Regions from separate parts of the Homo sapiens genome. Here region 1 is linked to region 2. Evidence: read pairs that join two places in POLR2A ChIA-PET (ENCODE). Cell type or tissue: PC-9. All regions are shown on one strand. Links, peaks and the distances in the headings refer to the core of each region. The heading gives the core; the rest is flanking DNA. Region 1 holds the start of CSDC2 (cold shock domain containing C2). Region 2 overlaps TEF (TEF transcription factor, PAR bZIP family member).

Region 1 (11,620 bases), core at 2,233-10,232, 180 kb before region 2:
GGCACGATCTCGGCTCACTGCAGCCTCTGCCTCCTGGGTATAAGCGATTCTCCTGCCTCAGCCTCCTGAGTAGCTGGGATTACAGGCGCCTGCCACCACACCTGGCTGATTTTTTGTATTTTTAGTAGAGATGGGGTCTCACCATGTTGGCCAGGCAGGTCTCGAACTCCTGACCTCAGGTGATCTGCCCACCTTGGTCTCCCAAAGTGCTGGGATTACAGGCATGAGCCAACTCGTCCAGCGCATTGGTCAACACTCTTAACTTCTGACTCTTATTTTCTGTTCTGTAAAATGGGGCTAGCATTGATCCTTTGTTTTTTTTTTTTTTTTTGAGACATGGTCTCATCCAGTCTGGGGAACACTGACATGGTCATGACTCACTGCAGCCTCCATCTCCTGGGCTGAAGCGATCCTCCCACCTCAGCCTCCCAAGTAGCTGGAATTTACAAGCATGCACCCTCACACCTAGCTAATTTTTTTTTTTTTTTTTTTGAGACAGAGTCTCACTCTGTCACCCAGGCTGGAGTACAGTGGTGTGATCTCGGCTCACTGTCACTTCTGCCTCCCAGGTTCAAGTGATTCTCCTGCCTCAACCTCCCAAGTAGCTGGGATTACAGGTGCCTGCCAACACGCCTGGCTAATTTGTGTATTTTTAGTAGAGACGGGGTTTCACCATGTTGGCCAGGCTGATCTCGAACTCCTGACCTCAGTTGATCTACCTCCCTCGGCCTCCCAAAATGCTGGGGTTACAGGCCTGTGGCCTCCAATTTATACCCCTCCCACCCCAGAGCTTGGAGTTCCCAGGGAAGGAAAATCACCCACAAGGTTCCTGTAAGGTTCCTTGGAGTCCAGAGCTCAGAAAGCCTGAACACCCTGCATGGCAGGCCTGGATGAGTCCAGGAGTCCACTGGAGCAGGTCTTCTGGCCTCTGCTCAAGATTATACAGCAAGTGGAATTTTTCTGAACCAAGATGCTGAGCTGGCTCTGCCATGCCTAGGGGTGGAGGTGGAGTAGTATCCTCCCTCCTCCCAAAACCCTCCCCCTCCAGTCAGGAAGGCACTGGAGCCCCGGGCTTGGCTTGCCTCACAGACCCTCAACCCTGAAAAGGCTGAAGTGGGGCTTTTCTGTCTAAGCTCATGCCAGGTTGGCAGGGCAAACCAGGTTTGGCCTTTTCACCCATTATCCTCATTTTAGAGAGAAGAATACGGAAGCTTCAAGAAGCAACCACACAAACAGCCGGGTGTGGTGGCGCACACCTGTAATCCCAGCACTTTGGGAGGCCAAGGTGGGCAGATCACTTGAGGTCAGGAGTTCGAGACCAGCCTGGCCAACATGGTGAAACCCCGTCTCTCCTAAAAATACAAAAATTAATCGGGTGTGATGGCATCCACCTGTAGTCCCAGCTACTCAGAAGGCTGAGGCATGAGAATTGCTTCAACCCGGGAGGCAGAGGTTGCAGCAAGCCAAGACCACACCATTGCACTCCAGGGTGGGTGACTGACCCAGACTCTGTCAAAAAAAAAAAAAAAAAAAAAAGCAACCACACAAACACTTGGACATAAATGTTCATGAATGGTCACACCAGTGCTCATTCACAACAGCCAACAAGTGAAAACAGCCCGAGCCCATCAGCAGATGAATGGATAATAAATTATGGTCTAGACACATGGTAGACTAGCACTTGGCCATAAGAAAAAGAAAAGAAGAAATACTGATTCACGCTACACCCTAGATGAACCCTGCACACATTATGCGAGAATGTTTGCAAGGTCACAGAGAAGAAGCCAGTCCCAAAAACACAGAGGGCATGATTCCATCTCTGAGGCAAATCCTCATAGACAGGGAGTCCACTGGTGGTCACCAGGGCTGGGAAGGAGGGAGAGGGGAGGGCTGCCAATGGGTAGAACGTTTCTTTTTGGGGAATGGAAATGTTCTATAATTGGCTGTGGTGATGGCTGCACAACTCTGTGAATGTACTAAAAACAACTGAACTGAACGCCTTAAGCAGGTGAATTTTATGGTATATGAACGATATCTCAGTAAAGCTGTTACCAAAAAAAAGAAGACGGGGCAGCAAAGTTACCCAAGATGACACAGCTGGGAAGCACCAGACGCCCTGCAGTGCACTCCTTGAGTGCCACCTGCCCCACCTGGGTGAGGGTTGGCAGGCGATGGGGACAGAGGCCCTGCCTCCCTCTCTCTAGGGAGCAGGGCGGTCCTGGCCTCCCAACTGCAGTTTTCCCAGGCCTGGTATTGTGCTTGGCAGTGACAGCCAGTGCTGGGAGGCCATGGAGGGGCAGGGAGGGAAGAGGAGGATGGAGAGGGGGAGATGCAGCTCATGGTGGTTACCAGGGAGACGCGGCTGAGCTGGGGCCTGCTCTGGCCAGCCAGACCTCCCACCCAAGTGACTGTGCGGCTCCAGGGCCTCATGCTAAGTGGGCTGCAGGGATGGGGGAAGAACCCACTGATGATTCTGGGCCAGGGTCGAGGGCAGCCTCCCCATGATGGGCTCTCAGGTGGCAGAGAGACCAGAGAGCAGAAGGGAGGCAGAAGAGCCACAGCAAAGACAGGACCAAGAGGAGGCAGCGAGTTGGCCTCAGGGCAAGAGCTCAGGCAGGGGCAGGAGACAGGCAGCTTCCACAAGGCAGAGAGAACAGGCTTCTCCCCTGTCGCCCATTGCAGCCTCAGTTTCCTTATCTGGGAAATGGGGATCACAAGAATTCCTCCTCCAACAGGCAAGGTGGCTTACGCCAATAATCCCAGCACTTTGGGAGGCCAAGGCAGGAGGATCTTTTAAGCCCAGGAGCTTAAGACCAGCTGGGGCAACATGGTGAAAGCTTGTGTCTATAAAAATTACAAAAATTAGCTAGGCATGGCGGTGGCGCACCTGTAGTCCCAGCTACTTGGGCATCTGAGGCAGCAGGATTGCTTGAACCCAGGAGGTCGAGGCTGCAGAGAGCGGAGATCACGCCTCTGCAGTGCAGCCTGGGGGACAAAGTTAGACACTGTCTTAAAAAAAAAATTAGCTGGGTGTAGTGGTGCATGCCTGTGGTCCCAGCTACTCAGGAGGCTAAGGTGGGAGGACTGCTTGAGCCCAGGAGGTCAAGGCTGCAGTGAGTGGTAATCAAGCTACTGCACTACAGCCTGGGCGACAGAGCAAGACCCAGTCTCAAAAAAAAGAGAGGGAGAGAGAAAAAAAAGACTCTCTCCTCCAAGGGCTCTTTTGAGGATGAAATGAGAATTGAGGTGGGATGTGGGAAGCACTGAGTAGGCGCTGGGCGCTGGGCGAGAGCCTGCCCCTCCTAGACAAGGCTGTGGAATTGGGTGTTGAGGGAAGAGGGAGTGGGGGAAGGAGAGACCCAGCCGAGCTGGGCCAAGCCCACCATTCACTTTCATCCTCTCTTCTTCCCTAAGGATCGCCCACCCCTCAAAGCTCCACAGTCTCTTGTTTTATTTAATTCCTGCAACTGCTCTTCAAGGCTGGTGCTATTATTACCCCACTTTGTAGACAAGAAAATCGAGGCTCAAAGAGGTTAAATCACTCACTCAAGGACACACACCAATCAAAGTCTGAGCCAGAATTTGAATCAGTATGATCTGGAGCCTTCCAGTGGGAAGGCAGGAGTCCTGTGTCCAGGCTCTGTATTGCTATTGACCTACTGTGTGAGCTGGTACAGGGCCTTTCCCTCTCTGGGCCCTGCCAGGGCGTGGGCTTGGAGGAGCTGTACAATGCCCAGCAGCCCGAGAGACCAGAGAGAAGGGAAGATGGAGATACGGAGCAACCCTCCAGTTCAGACCCCCTCTCCAGAGCATTGCTGCCAAAGAGGGCAAGTGAAAATGAGGCTTTCATTGGCTGAATGCCATGTACTGTGCAAAAGTCTTTACAGAAATTATTTTCTACGTTTCAACCTCCCAGTTACCCTATAGAGTTGAAATTACAATTTTTCCATTTTACAGATGAGATAGCTGAGGCTCAGAGAGGTTGAGTGACTTGCCCAAAGTCACACAGCAGGTGACAGAGTCCCAGATCTGTCTAACAGTAAACCAGTGCTCTTCCTGTGAATATAAATTCTGTTCCTGGTTCAGCCAAGATGAGGCTGGAGTTTTTCCAAAAGAACTTTCCCTGAGAAACTAAATGGGAAAATAAACTCCCCCAAGAGCAGAGAAACTGATATGTTTCTAGAACATTTGTTTCCACTCAAACAGAGCTAAAGGCCAGCTCCAGGGGGATTTCGTGTGTCCTTCTGGGGCCATCTCCTGCCAGGAATAATGCCCTTCAGAACGAGCAGTCAGGTAAGAGGGCAGCCTGAGACCCAGACTGCCTGAGTTTAAATCCTTGTTCCACTGCAACCCAGTTTTGTGACCCTCCCTTTTTTTTTTTTTTTTTGAGACGGAGGATCGCTCTGTCGCCCAGGCTGGAGTGCAGTGGCGCGATCTTGGCTCACTGCAAGCTCCGCCTCCCGGGTTCACGCCTTTCTCCTGCCTCAGCCTCCCGAGTAGCTGGGATTACAGGCGCCTGCCACCACGCACGGCTAATTTTTTGTATTTTTAGTAGAGACGGGGTTTCACTGTGGTCTCGATCTCCTGACCTCGTGATCTGCCCGCCTCGGCCTCCCAAAGTGCTGGGATTACAGGCGTGAGCCACTGAGTCCGGTGACCCTCCCCCTTTTTTTTTTTTTTTTTGAGACAGAGTCTCACTCTGTCCCTCAGGCTGGAGTGCAGTGGCGTGATCTCGGCTCACTGCAACCTCTGCCTCCCAGGTTCAAGTGATTCTCCTGCCTCAAACTCCCAAGTAGCTGGCTGGGATTACAGACGCCCACCACCACACCCAGCTAATTTTTGTGTGTTTTTTTTTTTTTTTTTTTTTTTTTTAGATGGAGTCTTGCTCTGTGAACAGGCTGGAGTGCAGTGGCGTGATCTTGGCTCACTGCAACCTCTGCCTGTGGGGTTCAAGCGATTCTTCTGCCTCAGCCTCCTGAGTAGCTGGGACTACAGGCGTGTGCCACCACGCCCAGCTAATTTTTTGTATTTTAGTACAGACAAGGTTTCACCATGTTGGCCAGGATGGTCTTGATCTCCCAACCTCATGATCCGCCCACCTCAGCTTCCCAAAGTGCTGGGATTACAGGCGTGAGCCACTGCGCCCAGCCTTTTTTTTTTTTTTTTTTTTAATCAGAGATGGGGTTTCACCATGTTGGCCAGGCTGGTCTCGAACTCCTGACTGCAGGTGATCCACCCGCCTTGGCCTCCCAAAGTGCTGGGATTTCAGGCATGAGCCACTGCGCCCGGCCAACTCTCCCTTTTTGTGCCTCAGATCCCTCATCTGTCAAATGGGGCTGATCATAACATCCTACCCAGGTTGTCGGGAGGAGCCACAGAGCTGTGTCAAAGGCCCCCCGGCGAGTGTGCATCCCCCTGTCCCCCGGCCCTGAGTTTGGGCTCTGAGCCAAGCTCATCTTCATTTCCCTGCAGAAGGCCAGACCCCAAATGACTGACTCTGCAGACAAAGGGGCCTAGAAGTAAACACAAATGTCAGGCTGTTTGGAGATAACCTGAGGCTGGATGCAGTGTCATGGGGCACTCTGGGTGGTGACTCAGCCTTCTTGGCAGATGAACCACAGCCCATGCTGGGACTCTGCTCCAATTCTCAGCTCCCCTAAAAGGATGCAGAATGGGGCAGGAAATGGTTGTCATGGTTCTCTCTTACTTTTTAATTTTTTGAGACAGGGTATCACTTTGTCACCCAGGCCGGAGTGCAGTGGCACCATCATGGCTCACTGCAGCCTCAGTCTCCCTAAGTGCTAGGATTACAGTGTGAGTCACTGTGCCTGGCCATAGTCCTCTTTTTTTTTTTTTTTTTTTTTGAGATGGAATCTTACTCCGTCACCCAGGCTGGAGTGCAGTGGCATGATCTCGGCTCACTGCAACATCTGCCTCCCGGGTTCAAGCAATTCTCCTTCCTTAGCCTCCTGAGTAGCTGGGATTACAGGCGTGCACCACCACACCCGATTAATTTTTGTATTTTTAGTAGAGATGGGGTTTCACCATGTTGGCCAGGCTGGTCTCAAACTCCTGATCTTGTGATCCACCTGCCTCAGCCTCCCAAAGTGCTGGGATTAAAGGCGTAAACCACCGCACCCATCCTTTTTTTTTTGAGTCTCACTCTGTCTCCCAGGCTGGAGTCCAGTGGCGCGATCTCGGCTCACTGAAACCTCTGCCTCCCGGGTTCAAGTGATTCTCCTGCCTCAGCCTCTCGAGTAGCTGGGATCACAGACGCTCACCACCATGCCCAGCTAATTTTTGTATTTTTAGTAGAGACAGAGTTTCACCATGTTGGCCAGCTGATCTTGAACTCCTGACATCAGGTGATCAACCCCCTTGGCCTCCCAAAGTGCTGGGATTACAAGTGTGAGCCACCGCGCCTGACTGTATGGTCTTCTCTTGACCATGAGTCCTCTCAGTCTGAGCGGATTAGGGAAAGGCAGCCTGGTCAGCCACCCAGTGCTGTGTGACCTGGGGCAGGCACCTGCTCCTCTCTGGACCTCACCTTTCTCTTCAGCTACGTGAATCATCGTTGGTCCAGATGACTAATGAAGGTCAGGCCAATTCTCCTCCGAGGTTTTCAAAAACACATATGTAAATGAAATCAAACTGAGTGCAGGCACCAGAACAACAAACGTGGGGCAACAGCTGTCCTTAGAGCACCCCAGTCCAGCGGGGGGAACAGAAACAGATTATTAAAATGCAGCTTGGGGGCCAAGAGTGGTGGCTCACACCTGTAATCCCAGCACTTTGGGAGGCTAAGGCGGGTGGATCACGAGGTCAGGAGATTGAGACCATCCTGGCTAACACGGTGAAACCCCGTCTCTGCTAAAAATACAAAAAATTAACTGGGCGTGGTGGCAGGCACCTGTAGTCCCAGTCACTGGGGAGGCCTGAGGCCGGAGGATGGTGTGAACCCGGGAGACGGAGCTTGCAGTGAGCCGAGATCGCGCCACTGCACTCCAGCCTGGGCGACACAGCAAGACTCTGTCTCAAAAACAATAATAATTTTAAAAAAGCAGCATTGGAAGTCCTGATGTGAGCCTCAGCCACCATCTAGTGATCTATTGATACTGACCATGTGCCAAGCCCTTTGCCCCATTTTTTCATTTCGTACTCATAAGAACCCGATGCAGTAACTACCATTAGTACACCCATTCTTCTTCTTCTTTTTTTTTTTTTTTAATTGAGATGGAGTCTTGCTGTGTCGCCCAGGCTGGAGTGCAGTGGTGCGATCTCGGCTCACTGCAAGCTCCGCCTCCCAGGTTCCCGCCATTCTCCTGGCTCAGCCTCCCGAGTAGCTGGGAATACAGGTGCCCGCCACCACGCTCGGTTAATTTTTCTTTTTTTTTTTTTGTATTTTTAGTAGAGACGGGGTTTCACCGTGTTAGCCAGGATGGTCTCGATCTCCCGACCTCGTGATCCGCCCGCCTCAGCCTCCCAAAGTGCTGGGATTACAGGCATGAGCCACTGCGCCTGGCTTAGTACACCCATCTTCTAAAGAGTAAACTGAGGCTCAGAGAGGTGAAGAGCCTCGCTGAGCTCTCACAGCAGGTCAGGTGCAGCATATCTGCCCTCTGGAGATGTCTGGGGAGGTGAAGACCAGCCATTCCTTGAGGGTGGCGCCCACCCTCCCCTGGAGAAGGAGGAGTCGGGTGTGGAATTCCTGGGGAGCCAGGACTGGGGCTTTTATTTCTGGCTTTGCGCTGACTCAGACCATGACCTTGGGTGAGTCACTCACCAACTCTGCTAAGCTTAAAAACAACTCCCCCAATAAAAATGTCCCAGCCCCAAGCCCCCATCACAGGGGAGCAGATGGGAGGAATGGGTACGGTGGTTTAAAAATAGAAAGGACGGGGAACACAAGGATGACGCTGGAAGGGCTTCCCGAACATCGGGAGCTTGTGCATGGTGGGCCCTGGGAGAGTGAGAAAACAAACTCAGGACCCCCGGGCAGGAGCTGACACTTCCCTGGCTCCTCCCCCTCCCCCAGCCTCCCAGATGCTCCTTAAAATACATCAGTGCCTGAACTGCTCTTGCAGCCTGAGGTGACCTGATTAAACCTGGTCCTTCCCCCACACAGCCTGTGTGCCTGCGTCTGTGCATGAGGGCTGCCCCAGCCAATACTTGAGCTTAATTATTTAAGAGACCCTGTAGTCCTCCTTGTCACATGCCCAGGCTGCCCTGGGGAACTGCTGTGGTTAAGGCCTTTGGGCTTCTGTGGCTTGGGTGGTGGTGGGGAAACCAGGACGGCACTGGGAGAGCCAAATACGCACCCCAGTCCCACCTGTGCTTGGCTGTGCGACCCTAGGCAAGTCACTTTCCCATTTTGAGACCCCCTAGAGAGAGGAATAGACTGGTCAAAGTCATACATACATACAGCATCTGAACTTGAACTCCAATCAGTGTGACCCCACAGCTTTCTGGTGTGCCATGCCAGCCCCCCAGCCCAGGAGTGTCATTTTGCTGGCTGTGGGGCAGAAGAGCTCCCTACTACTTTTAGCCTCCCATTTTGCTGCTCAGCATGGACAAAGGTCTGAACTGCCCCAAGCCCCATTCCTACAAGGCTCTGGGTCCTGGCTGCCCCAGTTGTGACCGTGGACATGACTGGCTCAGCCAGGTCCTGAGCGCCCTCTACCCCCTAGGGGGCTCTACTCCAGACTGGCTGGCAGGTGTCCCCTCCCCACCAGCCATCTGAGAGTGTCCCCAAGTCCCCCTCAGGGAATCCCCCTGCGCATCCGTGAACATTGCCTAGCCATGTCTCTCCAAGCCTGGGAGAGCCATCTGTGGCCAAAACTGTCCTCTGGCCTTTCCCAGGACACGGGCAGGCAGTTCCTGTCTATACCTGTCTTTTTTTTTTTTTTTGAAGGGGGTGAGGATGGGTCAAGATGGGCAGACACAGAAAACAGACATTTTTGGAGAAGACTTCAAGGAAATGGGGGGCGGCAGGGCAAAGCTGGGAGGAGGAAACATTCAGAATTTGGAGGGTCCAGAGGACTCTGGGATGGAGTCAGGTTTGGGAAACCAGTTCCCCATCCCCCAGAAAGCTGGAGACCCCCTTTCCCAGGGAGAGGCCCCTGCCGGATCACAGCCAGGCAGCATGATGCCAGGCTCTCAGAGAGGTTGCCCACCCCCCACTGGGCATACTTCCTCCTCTCCTACCCCAGCCCCAGTGGATGCAGCAGTTCACACTCTGTATTTATTATTGTTCTCGCTCTGTGTCCCCCTCCCCTCTCCCTGGGAAGAGCCTGCAGGCTGGCAGCTTGGCAGGAACCTGCTGTCTCCTTGTGGGTGCCAGCGTCGCCCCTTATCTCCGCCTGGACTCCTTGTGCCAGGGTCAGGCCATTCATGGGCTTGGCACCAGCCAAGGCCACCCTAAGTCCCTGTATCCCAAGATAGAGGCCTGGCAGGCCCTGACTTATCACCCCTGCCCTCCGGGGGCTGTGCCCTGGCAAGGGTGGAGGTCAGAGCAGACCAGCAGGCAGGCAAGAAGCAAGGGCTCGGGGTGGGGTGGTACCTGGGGGAAGAGAATAACCACACGGAGCCACCTCTCTAAGCCAACTAACACAATTATCCCCATCACACTGGGGAAAAAATAGAGTCAGGATAAGACAGCTGCTCCAGGTCCAACTGTCTGCCTTTCCCAGCCGGTCCCTTCCCAGCCCAACATTCCAGGGGAAGGACCAGCAAGGGTCCCTGCTGCACTCTGCTTTCAGCAACTGGAAGCGGCACTGGGGTTTCTCTGGTCAAGGCGGTCCTCTCTCCCGCTGCTTCCCAGACAGGAGGCTGCGGCTTGGCAGGTATCTGCTGCTCTCTGCCTCCTGAGCCAGACGCAGGTCCCAGACACAGACACAGACACAGACACAGACATGCTCCCACGGGAGCCACACGGCCTCACCTCATTTGGGGGTCACGGGGAGAGAATGAGGGAGGGAGAGACAGGTGGTATCCTCTATACCCCCAACACCCTATCTGTAAGCTGAACTGGGCTGATCCAGCCCCCACCTTCACGTTGTACCTCTCTCCTTCGGCCTGGCCAAAGCCACAGTTTCTGGCACAGTGTCCTCAGGCCCCATCTAGCCCCTCACCTCTCCTGGGCAGCTGGGGTCCAGGCACTGCCTCCTGCGGCGTCCGCGCTCTGTCTCTCTCTGGCTCGTGGAGCTGGCAGGCAGGGGATGGGTCTGGAAGATGTGTGTGTGTGTGTGTGTGTGTGTGTGTGTGTGTGTCTGTGTGTGCTCGCGCGGGCGGTACCTCAGCCCCTCACTCACTCACACGCCTTCCAGCTGACGTCAGGGAGAGCAGGAGGGAGGGATGAGAATTTGTACTCCCTGCTTAAAGGGACACCAGGCTCTGTGGCTCATGGCCCAGACATCACCTCCTGAGTCAGGCACTGCCAGGTGAGAGGCTCAGCTGCGTCTCTCGGGGGCCTTAAAGCTTCTTTTTTTGGAAAGTGGCTTTTATGGTCGGGCCACGGTATAATTTGCCCTGCCCAGTGAGGGCAGCTGCTGAGGAATGCAGGGGAGGAAGAACCTGAGACAGCGCCACGTTCCTGGTAATTAGAGAGCAAGTGGGGTGGTGAGTTTGAGTGTGAGTGTGTGAGTGCACACTGGGGGGCCCCTCGGGGTGGGTGGGCATGAGTGGGGGTGAGTCTGGGAGAATGGAGGTCAGAGCCAAGAGGAGCCCCCCAGAGGGGTCGAGACAAGCCAGGTTCCCAGGGACACCCAGACACTCGTCTCCCCTCCGGACGCTCAGTGGTCCTGCCCTCTGCTAGTACAGACACTGACACGGCTCATCTCTGTCTACCCCTTGTAATATTTCCATGGAATTGAATTGACGAGGACCCCAAGGAAGTGATCGGCTTGAAGGTGCACAGGTGAACACCCCACAGCCTGGGAGGCTCTGAGTAGAGAAGTAGAGAGGGCTGATTGAATTCAGGCACCCAGCCTGTTCTACACCACACGCCCTGGCTTCGAAGTGCTCCGCACTGTCAAGCTGTGTGACCTTGGGCCAGCCCCTGAGGGCCTTTGGAGGTTGAGTGTGTGATGTTCCTAAACCCAGGGCCAGCTGGAGGAGGCCTCCACAAAGGTGCTTCTCTTCGTTCTTCCCATTCCTTCTCAGCCTCAGCTTGGAAAGAAGGAAGCCTTTCCCTGGTGTCTCCTGGTACTACTGAGGCAGGCTGGCATTTTCAAAAGGAGTCTTTTTAAAATAAAAAGGAGGTGGGAGTTAAAAGGGAAACCGCAGAGAAAAATACAAGTAACTAATACAAATAGCTAAGACGCCACAAGAGCTTGCTCTGTTTCAGGCAGCAAGCTTTGCCCTCATTGAAACCTCACAACAATTTAATAATTTATTTTTATCATCCCTACTTTACCGGTGAGGAATTAGAGGCTCAGGGAGGAGGAAGGACTTGACTTGCCTATATTCTTCCAACTGGCTAGAGAGGTACTGGAACCCAGGAGCACCCAGTGTCACCACACGCCCCTGCCCTTCCAGAACCTCTCAGGACAATCAGGCTCAGACAGTCTGGGTTTCTGGTTCTGCAGGAGAGACTGTTGAGAAATGCTGCCTGTGGTTACCT
Region 2 (11,620 bases), core at 1,462-9,461:
CCGCCTGGCACACTGGAGAGCACCAGGTCGGCGGGGTCCGGATTGAAGTTCACATCCACTTCCACACAATTGGGGTCGATGGGACTGGGAGTCTCCCTCTCCTTCTCCAGGGAAGATTCTAAAAGACACAGAGACAGGTGGTCCCGAAGCAGCCCACTGGACAGAGAAGACCCACGCCACACACCCAGACACCTGGTTGAACCTCAAGGCTGCATAAGCCACTGCCGCCTGGGGAGAAGAAAACCCCAACAGTACCAGCCCCTAAGCCAGACTGGCACACGGTTCAATTCCACAACACAAACATTCAAAGAATTCTTTCCTTCAGGAACAGAATGCTCAAAAGGAAACAGAAGCCCTAGAAAAAGACAGGGTTTTCCAATTGTTTCCACCCCCTCCAGAAATGTTAAGCAAAACATTAATTTTTTTTTTTTTTTTTTTTTGAGATGGGAGTCTTGCTCTGTCGCCCAGGCTGGAGTGCAGTGGCGCAATCTCGGCTCATTGCAAGCTCCGCCTCCCGGGTTCATGCCACTCTCCTGCCTCAGCCTCCTGAGTAGCTGGGACTACAGGCGCCTGCCACCGCAGGTGCCCGCCACCAAGCCTGGCTAATTTTTTTGTATTTTTAGTAGAGATGAGGTTTTACTGTGTTAGCCAGGATGGTCTTGATCTCCTGACCTTGTGATCCGCCTGCCTTGGCCTCCCAAAGTGCTGGGATTACAGGCATGAGCCACTGCGCCCAGCCTAAAACATTAAATTTTTATATTCCCTTAACTTCCTGTGATTTCAAGATCTCCAGTAATGAGAAACAGCTGTGTCTCTCCAGGCAGACACAGACTGAAGAATGGAAATGGGTTCCAATTTTTTTTTTTTTTTTTTGAGACAGGGTCTTGCTCTGTCACCTAGGCTGGAGTATAGTGGTATGATCATGGCTCACTGCACCCTCGACCTTCTGGGCTGGAGTGATCCTCTTGCCTCAGCCTCCTGAGTAGCTGGGACCGCGGATGCACACCAACACGCCTGGCTAATTTTTTTTTATTTTTTAGAGACAGGGTTTCATTATGTTGCCAGGGCTGGTCTCAAACTCCTAGGCTCAAGTGATCTTCCTGCTTCAGCCTCTGAAAGTGCTGGGATTACAGGTGTGAGCCACTGCACCTGGCCAGGCTCCACTTTTCTTTTTCTTTTGAGACTGAGTCTTGCTCTGTCACTCAGGGTAGAGTGCACTGGTGCAATCTTGGCTCACTGCAGCCTCCACTTCCCGGGTTCAACCGATTCCCGACTCAGCCTCCCGAGTAGTGGAGACAACAGGCATAAGCCACCACGCCTGGCTAGTTTTTGTATTTTTAGTAGAGACAGGGTTTCACCATGTTGGCCAGGCTGGTCTTGAACTGCTGAGCTCAAGTGATCCACCCGCCTCGGCCTCCCAAAATGCTGGGATTACAGGTGTGAGCCACCACGTCCAGCCCGGGTTCCACTTTTGAGTCCCTGAGACATGTCTGTTACTGTGCCATCTAGTCACTTAGTCTTTTTTTTTTTTTTTTTTTTTTTTGAAGAGTCTCACTCTGTTTCCCAGGGTGGAGTGTAGTGGCGTGATCTCAGCTCACTGCAACCTTGACCTCCTGGGTTCAAGCTATTCTCCTGCCTCAGCCTCCCAAGTAGCTGGGACTACTGGCGCCCACTACCATGCTCGGCTAATTTTTGTATTTTTAGTAGAGACGGGGTTTCACTATGTTGGCCAGGATGGTCTCAATCTCCTGACTTGGTGATCCACCTGCCTCGGCCTCCCAAAGTGCTGGGATTACAGGTGTGAGCCACTGCGCCCGGCCCCATTTAGTCTTATGACAACTAGTTTACAGATGAAGAAACTAACGCTCAGAGAAATAAAATGGTTTTCCCAGAGTCACACAGATGATAAGCAATTGAACTAAAATTTGAAACTTAGTCTGGCTGGCTGATTCCTTGTTCTTCCCTGCCCCACCTGGCTGCCATTTAATAGTGGACACCGATTGGGTTAAAACCACCTCTAGAATTCTAAGGTTGTGTGTTATTAGAGATAAGAGTTATATTAAGAAAAACTATACCTTTGGCCAGCTCATTCAATGCTACTGATAGGAGTATACAAAATAATTATTCAGTCAACAGATACTTATTGAATACCTGTTATATGCCAGGTTCTGTCCTGGCAAAGACAAAACAGTTAACAAACAGCTAAAAATCCCTGCCTGCATGAAATGTTATTCTAGTGGGGAAAGCTGCATTACACAAGATAAATACAAACGATATATAAAAATGTCAGATGGGCCAGGCGTGGTGGTGCACACCTGTAATCTCAGCACTCTGGGAGGCCGAGGCGTGTGGATCACGAGGTCAAGAGATCGAGACCATCCTGGCCAACATGGTGAAACCCCGTCTCTACTAAAAATACGAAAATTAGCTGGGCGTGATGGCATGCGCCTGTAGTCCCAGCTACTCAGGAGACTGAGGCAGGAGAATTGCTTAAACCCAGTAGGCAGAGATTGCAGTGAGCCAAGATGGTGCCACTGCACTCCAGCCTGGCGACAGAGTGAGACTCCCTCTCAAAAAAAAAAAAAAAAGTCAGATGCCGGCCTGGTGTGGTGGCTCATGCCTGTAATCCCGGCACTTTGAGAGGCTGAGGTGGGTGGATCACCTGAGGTCAGGAGTTCGAGACCAGCCTGACCAATACGATGAAACCCCGTCTCTACTAAAAATACAAAAAGTAGCCGGCCGTGCCTGTTATCCCAGCTACTCAGGGGGCTGAGGCAGGAGACTCGCTTGAACCCGGGAGGCAGAGGTCGCAGCGAGCTGAGATCACACCACTGCACTCCAGCCTGGGTGACAGAATAAGACTGTCTTAAAAAAAAAAAAAAGAAAAGAAGATCCTGCAATGCATAGGTCAGTCACGCCTCCAACCCCAACAAAAAATCATCTGGTCTAAATGTCAATGGTGCTGCTGATTCTGACTTTTATCCTGAGATAGAACACCTGGAGGGCTCTGGGCAGAGGTGTGGCATGATCAGACTTAGGCTTTAATTGGATTATGCACATAAATTCATTGTATCCTATTAGACAGGGGTTAATTACAGAGACATCTGAGTGTCAGAGGAGTGAATGACCAGGGACCCACATGGTAACTGTAGGCAGTTTCGGGCATGCCAAACCTAGTACCTGCAAGACAAGCAGCTCAGGTACCTACCACATGAGAATGTTGTTCAAAGTGACGCCATGCCTGGGTGCCCTTCAGCAACAACCAAGTGGCAAGATGTGGTTAAGTTTCAGGGACAGGATAAGAGAAAGCCGCAGGAAACAAAAGGGGAAAATTTGCAAAGAGGCCTGGGGACAAGATTTTGAGGAATTCTCATTTCCCCATGGATACCTCTATGAACAAATTCTAGAAAATGACAATGAGGGCTGAGCGCAGTGGCTCACGCCTGTAATCCCAGCACTTTCCGAGGCAGGTGGATCACCTGAGGTGAGGAGTTCAAGACCAGCCTGGCCAACACGGTGAAACCCTGTCTCTACTGAAAATACAAAAATTAGCCAGGTGTGGTGGTGGGCGCCTGTATTCCCAGCTACTCAGGAGGCTGAGGCAGGAGAACTTGAACCTGCGAGGCGGAGGTTGCGGGAGCCGAGATCGCACCACTGCACTCCAGTCTGGGTGACAGAGTGAGACTCCATCTCAAAAAAAAAAAAAAAAAAAAAAAAAGATGACAATGAGACCTTAAAATGACTTTGCTGGAAGAAGAGGGAAAGGGAATAGATCTGTTGGTAACTTGCCTGAAATATAATTCTCTCATAGGTCCACCATTACAAAAGATGTCAAAATCAAAGGCTGACAATGGAACTCCAATGCCCTGCTGGTGTGAGTACAAATGGATATAACAACTTTGTACGCTATTTGGCAGGGTCTACACAAACTGAACATATGCATGTCCAATGACCTAGCCATTCTCTTCCTAAGCAAATGCCCAAAAGAAACGCATATATATATTTACCAAAAAACATGTAGATGGGCCAGGCACAGTGGCTCACACTTGTAATCCCAGAACTTTGGAAGGTGAGGCAGGTGGATCACCTGAGGTCAGGAGTTTGAGACCAACCTGGCCAACATGGCAAAACCCCATCTCTACAAAAATAAGCCAGGAGTGGTGGCGCACACCTGTAATACCAGCTACCTGGGAGGCTGAGGCAGGAGAATCGCTTAAACCCAGGAGGCGGAGGTTGCAGTGAGCTGAGACCCCGCCACTGCACTCCAGCCTGGGCGACAAAAGCAAGACTCCGTCTCAAAAAAAAAAAAAGACATGCACATGAATGTTCATGGCAGCATTATTCATAACCAAAATCAGAATGTCCTTCAACGGTTAAATGGATAAGCTGTGGTACGTTAGTACAATTGACTACTATTCAGCAATGAAACTTAACAAAGCGGCTGGGTGTAGTGGCTCATGCCTGTAATTTCAACCAACACTTCGGGAGGCCCAGGTGGGAGGACTGTTTGAGGCCATGAATTTGAAACCAGCCAGGGCAACACAGTGATACCCTGACTCTACAGAAAAAAAAAAAAAACTTTTATTTATTTATTTTGAGATGGAGTCTTGCTCTGTCACCAGGCTGGAGTGCAGTGGCGCCATCTCGGCTCACTGCAACCTCCGCCTCCCGGGTTCAAGCGATTTTCCTGCCTCAGCCTCCAAGTAGCTGGGATTACAGACACGCACCACCATGCCCAGCTAATTTTTGTATTTTTAGTAGAGTCGAGGTTTCACCATGTTGGCCAGGATGGTCTCGATCTTTTTTTTTCTTTGAGATGGAGTCTTGCTCTGTCGCCCAGGCTGGAGTGCAGTGGTGCAATCTCGGTTCACTGCAAGCTCTGCCTCCTGGGTTCACGCCATTCTCCTGCCTCAGCCTCCCGAGTAGTTGGCACTATAGGCACCCGCCACCACACCCGGCTAATTTTTTGTACTTTTTAGTAGAGATGGGGTTTCACCGTGTTAACCAGGATGGTCTCAATCTCCTGACCTCGTGATCCACCCACCTCGGCCTCCCAAAGTGCTGGGATTACAGACGTGAGCCACTGCGCCCGGCCTGTAAAATACCATTTATGAGACAACTTTGGAAATCTGAATGTTGATGGATTTATTGTCAACTTTAGATGTAAAACTAGTATTTTCGTTATGTTTTTTTTAAAAGAACCCTTATATTTTAGATACATATTGAAATACTTATAATTTGATTGAAAATAACTGCTTCTGAGTTGAGAATTGTTGAAGCTGGGTGACGGTTACATAGAGGTTCATTATAGTCGTCTCTTACTTTTGTATTTTGTTTGAAAAAATTTCCACAATAAAAAGAAAAAAAAATAGAGTATGAGAACTTATTGGGTGTGGATTCCTGGGGTGACATACCGACTGGCAGGAGCTATCAGCCTGTATGCCTCAGAGACTGCAGAAAGCTTTGCAGAACCCCTGCAACAGGAGCCATGTCTCCTTTGGTAGGTTCGTGTCCAAGGAGCATGAAAACAAACCCCCAGAGATAAAATGTAAAAGGAGGAGGAATAAGGACAGACTCTGAAGATGATGTTTGTCCTGGCCAGGTGGTGGGAATGCTTTCTTTTTTTTTTTTTTTTGAGATGGCGTCTCACTCTGTTGCCCAGGCTAGTAGGTAATGGAGGTAGCACTTGAATAGTGCTTATGCCCTGGCACAAAGAAAGCATTCCCCACTTTGGGAGGCCAACGTAGGTCGATCACCTGAGGTCAGGAGTTCAAGACCAGCCTGACAAATATGGCAAAACCCCATCTCTACTAAAAATAAAAATCGCTTCAATCCGGGAGATGGAGGTTGCAGTGAGCCAAGACCAGCCTGACAAATATGGCAAAACCCCGTCTCTACTAAAAATACAAAAATTAAGGCTGTGCGTGGTAGCTTACGCCTGTAATCCCAGCACTTTGGGAGGCTGAGGCGGGCAGATCACCAGAGGTTAGGAGTTCGAGACCAGCCTGGCCAACATGATGAAACTCTGTCTCTACTAAAAAATAAAAAAATTAGCCAGGCGTGGTGGCTGGTGCCTGTAATCCCAGCTACTCAGGAGGCTGAGGCAGAGAATTGATTGAACCCAGGAGGTGGAGGTGGCAGTGAGCCGAGATTGCTCCACTGCACTCCAGCCTGGGCAACAGAGCGAGACTCCTTCTCAAAAAAAAAAAAAAAAAAAAAAAAAAAAAAAAGAGCAGCATTGAGGAAATGCAGAATGGGATTTCTATCCTGTAATGCCGTGGCCTGGAAGGTCCTGTCCTGACTGTTTGCAGCACAGCAACCAACAGAAGGGTTCCAACTGCCAGTGACATGACCACTATTTTTATCTCCAGCCTCGGGGAACTGTGTGGAAGGGTGGGGAGTGAAGAGTTTCTCCACACTGCAGCCCCACCAGGACCTCCCCTCAGAGAAGGGACTCACTGGGTACATGGACACAAGCAGCCCTCAGTGGGAAATGGACTTCCCTGGATGGGACAGGTGGCCCTCCTCGATGGCCTTTCACCAACCTGTGCTGGACACGGTTTCAGAGGGCTGAAAGATGGCAGTGGAGGAGGATGGTGGGGATGCTGTGGAAGAGCTGGCAGACTCCTTCCCTTCTAGCTCTGCTACAGGCAGCAGCAGGTTGTGGGCCAGGTGGGTGGGGCTGGCGGGGATGCCATTCTCCAGCAGGAACTCATCCAGGTCCATGTACTCCAGGTGGAAAGATTCGCCATCATATGGGATGGTCTTGTCCCAGATGGGTGGCATGAGGGAGGCTGAGACAGCCATGGTGCTGGCGGCTGCGGCCTCGTCCTCCTCCAGCTTTTCCTTCCCCTTTTCCTTATCTGCAGAAACAAAATCTGCGATGAAATACCACACAGGAGAGTAACTCAATCCCAGGAAGTGGGCAGTGAGCCTCACAGGCCTGGCCCATCTTTCTCAGAGCCCCGATTCCAACCCATGCATTTCAAGAACCTACTCTATTCTCCAGTTCGAATCTCGCACTTGAACCAGGCCGGCTGTTTTCCTTTAGACACGGCATCCCATCCTCATCCATGCCTGGCCTTCCCAGAAGGCTTACCACATACTCTGAGACCTTAAGCGGTCATAGGGTTAATTCATTATTTAATTTTATTTTAGTTTTTATTATTTTGAGACAGTATTTTGCTCGTCGCCCAGGCTGGAGTGCAGTGACCCAATTTCGGCTCGCTGCAACCTCCACCTCCTGGGTTCAAGCGATTCTTGTGCCTCAGACTCCCGAGTAGCTGGGATTACAGGTACGCACCACCATGCCCAGCTATTTTTTGTATTTTTAGTAGAGATGGGGTTTTACTATGTTGGCCAGGCTGGTCTCGAACTCCTGAGCTCAGGTGATCCACCCACCAAAGTGCTGGGATTACAGGCATGAGCCACTATGCCTGGCCTGTTTTATTTTATTTTATTTATTTATTTGAGACAGAGTTTCACTTTTGTTGCTTCGGCTGGCTTACAATGGCGCAATCTTGGCTCACTGCAACCTCTGCCTCCTGGGTTCAAGCAATTCTCCTGTCTCAGTCTCCCCAGTAAACTGGGATTACAGGAGCCTGCCACCATGACCAGCTAATTTTTTGTATTTTTAGTAGAGACGGAGTTTCACCATGTTGGCCAGACTGGTCTCAAACTCCTGACCTCAGGTGATCCACCCGCCTCAGCCTCCCAAAGTACTGGGATTACAGGCATGAGCCACCACGCCCAGCCTGTTTTATTTTTTTTTTTGAGATGGAGCTTCGCTCTGTTGCCCAGGCTGGAGTGCAATGGCACAATCTAGGCTCACTGCAACCTCCGCCTCCCTGGTTCAAGCGATTCTCCTGCCTCAGCCTCCCAAGTAGCTGGGATTATAGGCATGCGGCACCACGCCTGATTAATTTTTTTTGTATTTAGTAGAGACTGGGGTTTCAACATGTTGGCCAGACTGGTTTCGAACTTCTGACCTCAGGTGATCCACCTGCCTTGGCCTCCCAAAGTGATGGGATTACAGGCGTGAGCCACTGCACCTGGCCACAGGGTTAATTCAGAATAGCCTGTAGCACTGGCCAGGTGCGGGGGGGTCAGGATTGCAATCCCAGTACTTTGAGAGGCCCAGGCGAGTGGATCCCGAGGTCAGGAGTTTGAGACCAGCCAGGCCAACATGATGAAACCCTGTCTCTCCTAAAAATACAAAAATTAGCCAGGTACCGGGGGCGGTGGCTCACACCTGTAATCCCAGCACTTTGGGAGGCTGAGGCGGGTGGATCACCTGAGGTCAGGAGTTTGAGACCAGCCTGGCCAACATGGTGAAACCCTGTCTTTACTAAAAATACAAAAATTAGTTGGGTGTGGTGGTGGGCGCCTGTAATCCCAGCTACTCAGGAGGCTGAGACAGGAGAATCACTTGAACCTGACAGGCAGAGGTTGCAGTGAGCCAAGATCATGCCACTGTACCCCAAGTCTGGGCCACAAAGAGTGAAACTCCGTCACAAAAAAACAAAAACAAAAACAGAATAGGCTGTAGGATTAGCATCTGCAGGAGAGAGACTACAAGGAGGGAAATGGAGTCTCTGACCTTTCCTGATACCTTAGCTTAGAAAGGGCTGAGATCTTCAGGCCAAGAACTTCTGTGTTCCCCTGTCCTGTTCCCTCCAGTTATGCTTCTCCACAGCAACCCAGCCCAGGGAGGAGTCCCATTTTTGCCACTTGCTGTTTGATGTGTGACCTTAGCCATGTTACTTAACCTCTCTGAGCCTTGGTATCCTCCACTGTACATAAGGATAAAGATGTTTCTTTGGTGAAGATTAGAAATAACTTTTTTTTTTTTATGAGAAGGAGTTTCGCTCTTGTTGCCCAGACTGGAGTGCAATGGCGCGGTCTCAGCTCACCACAACCTTCGCCTCCCGTGTTCAAGCGATTCTCCTGCCTCAGCCTCCCAAGTAGCTGGGATTACAGGCATGCGCTACCATGCCCGGCTAATTTTGTTTTAGTAGAGACAGGGTTTCTCCATGTTGGTCAGGCTTGTCTTGAACTCCCGACCTCAGGTGATCCATCCACCTTGGCCTCCCAAAGTGCTGGGATTACAGGCATAAGCCACAGGGCCTGGCCAGAGATAACATTTGAAAGTGTCTTTACAGCCATGCGCAGTGGGATCACGCCTGTATCCTAGCACTTTGGGAGTCCGAGGCGGGCAAATCACCTGAGGTCAGGAGTTTGAGACCAGTCTGACCAACATGGTGAAACCCCGTCTCTACTAAAAATACAAAAAATCAGTCAGGAATAGTGGTGCATGCCTGTAATCCCAGCTACTTGGGAGGCTGAGGCAGGAGAATTGCTTGAACCTTGGAGGCGGAGGTTTGTAATGAGACGAGACTGTACCACTACACTCCAGCCTGGACAACGAGGGCGAAAGTCTGTCTCGAAAGAAAAAAAAAGTGTCTTTACAGTGTTCCTGGCACACTGTAGGCATCATTGTTACTGTGGGCTCACTGAAAGTATGAACTGATTTATTTCCAGATCTCAAGGGCCCAACAAGGGGTAGGCAGACGGTGGACTATGGGAAAATATATATACTAACTGTAGAATATTGGATTTGCAAACAGATTCAGGTTAGGTTTATTAGAAAGGGCCTGGAGCTGTCTTTTCAGGACCCTTTTCAGAGCAACCATTTCAAGAGACCTTTATTCCTGAATAAGCAGAAAAGACTGAAGGCAGGTTTTCTGGGAGGAAGGAGAGGGGTGGAGTTGAAGAAGAAAGACTGCTCCTATTCAAAGGAAAACTAATCAATTAGTGGGGACTGGATCTACCCAATTGTCTCAGTCACAAAGTTACACATGTGGATATCCAAGAGAGGGCAATTAAAAAAAGAGAAGAGAGCAATGTGACAAGGTTGGAAGGAAATCAAAGTGACAGGGAGGCTAATCAGGGAAGTGGGAGATAAAATCATGACAAGCTCATGATGGGTTTTCAAAATTGAGGGAGACAATTTTGAACTCTGGATTTATAAGTGAAAAGGAGAAATCAAATATGATTAAGTTGGAAATAAACCAGCCACACATGGACTCCCAGACCAAATAGCAGCTTGTTGGTCCAATAAAAATGAACACACCCAGTGAGTTAAGAAGGTGGAGGTTTTGACAAACAACTTGGTCATGGCTTTCTAATACAAATTAATCTGAATTCCTGCAACTGCTTTCTATACCAGGCTTTGGTTTAAAACCAACTGAGAAGTAAGAAAGTCAAGCCTTGGTGGGCTGGGTGGGCCAGATGGCCTTCCTGCTCTCCTCCCTTGAGATCTGGACTCCTCACTCTGTTCAGAAATGACTGTGACCCATGTCGGGTGGGGTCATTTGGGATCAAAGGAGGCAGGAGAAGGCAGGAGATAGAAAAGCAGCCATAGTGAAAGACAGGCAACAATAAGTTCCAGGTTTTGCCTGGCCTAAGCAATAAAGGATACTTTAAATCAGTGTTTTTGTAAGGTGGAATTTTAAATTGTAAGAGATAAAGGACTAGTCCATCACTCAGGTCATGCAACAGTGGCTGCCAGCATGATACAGTAGAAAGAGCACCAAACTGAGGGTCAAAAGTTATAGCTGTGTGACCTTGAGGAAGCACCCTCACCTCCCTGAGCCTCAATTTTCCTCATCTGGGAAGAGGGGAGAATACCCTCTAGGACTGTTAATGAAATAAGATGATGTCAGCGTGCTTTGCGAGCACTCTACGAATATCGGGTAGAATTCTTGTTATGGATGGTTATTACCTGGTAATTTCAAACAAGAAACTGTCAGATGTGTACACCTGTCCCTGCAGCTTGTCTCAGCCCCAGATTTGGAACAAAGCACCGTCTCAAAAACAAACAAAAGGGTTTGTGCACATGAGGTCCCAAAGCAGGAGGAGAGAGGCTGGCCTCACCTGATGTGCTGAAGCTATTTATAACTCAACAGTGACAGCCACAGGGATGGGAGCCTCAGCATACACCCAGGAAAGGAAGAGAAATGGCATTTTAAAAAGGAAAATCCATTCCCCAGGCCAGACAACTCTCGAAGGCCTATCCCTTTCCCAAACCCTGAATAACTGATGGCTCTTGGAAATGCAAAGGTCTCACACTCAAAGTATACCTCAGTGCACCCACAACCCCACCACAGGCGGCCCTCCTGCTGCTCCCTGCACCCCATCTCCCAGGGCGAAAAACAAGGCCAGACCTGCTTTCCGTATACGCCCCAGTGACGTTCCTGGCCTAGGCAAAAAGATGAAGCTCAGTCCTGCCGCCGTGGCCCCAGAATCTAAGGGTCAGCCCCAACCAACCAGGCGAAGGGCCTCAGTGGACTCATCTGACCCTCATCGTTTCTCTGCTTGGCCCAAAACTCCCCTCCCAAGGCGCCTCACACTACTCGCCCACACCCCCCCCACCCGCTCAGCAGAAGCCCCGCAACAGAAAGGCTCCCGTTGGACCTAGTAGCTGGCGCTACTCACACCCAGGGAGGAAGCCAGGTCCCTCCGGGAGGGGTAAGGCCACGTACGATGACAGTTCGCTACCCTAGGCCTGCGCTTCCTAAACTTTGGTGTACTTGGAAAATAATGGGGGTGCGGTGGGGTG

The links. ChIA-PET counts read pairs that join two places held together with the same protein. Peaks named below come from ENCODE experiments on the same cell type or tissue, not always from the same donor. Only the 100,000 strongest peaks of a DNase experiment are listed, where the experiment ranks them.
Region 1: POLR2A ChIA-PET joins it to region 2 with 12 read pairs; 10 of 35 experiments call an interaction of 5 or more read pairs at or near these places.

What each region holds. Positions count from the first base shown.
Region 1 is chr22:41,559,694-41,571,313 of GRCh38, reverse strand. CSDC2 (cold shock domain containing C2) reads right to left here and starts at 10,304. Exons shown (of 4, transcript NM_014460.4): 1 at 10,131-10,304. It overlaps LOC105373044 (a long non-coding RNA gene), which reads left to right and starts at 10,431. Exons shown (of 2, transcript NR_134631.1): 1 at 10,431-10,594. RefSeq lists enhancers at 4,823-5,645, 5,395-5,689. In PC-9, for the core only: no CTCF peak of the experiment used is centred there; DNase peaks (open chromatin) are centred at 5,623, 6,573 and 7,773; H3K27ac peaks cover 2,054 bases.
Region 2 is chr22:41,382,594-41,394,213 of GRCh38, reverse strand. TEF (TEF transcription factor, PAR bZIP family member) reads right to left here. Exons shown (of 4, transcript NM_003216.4): 2 at 6,546-6,863; 3 at 1-118. Among named protein-coding and RNA genes, the nearest start is that of TEF, 6.5 kb to the right of the region's middle. RefSeq lists an enhancer at 11,434-11,513. In PC-9, for the core only: no CTCF peak of the experiment used is centred there; no DNase peak of the experiment used is centred there.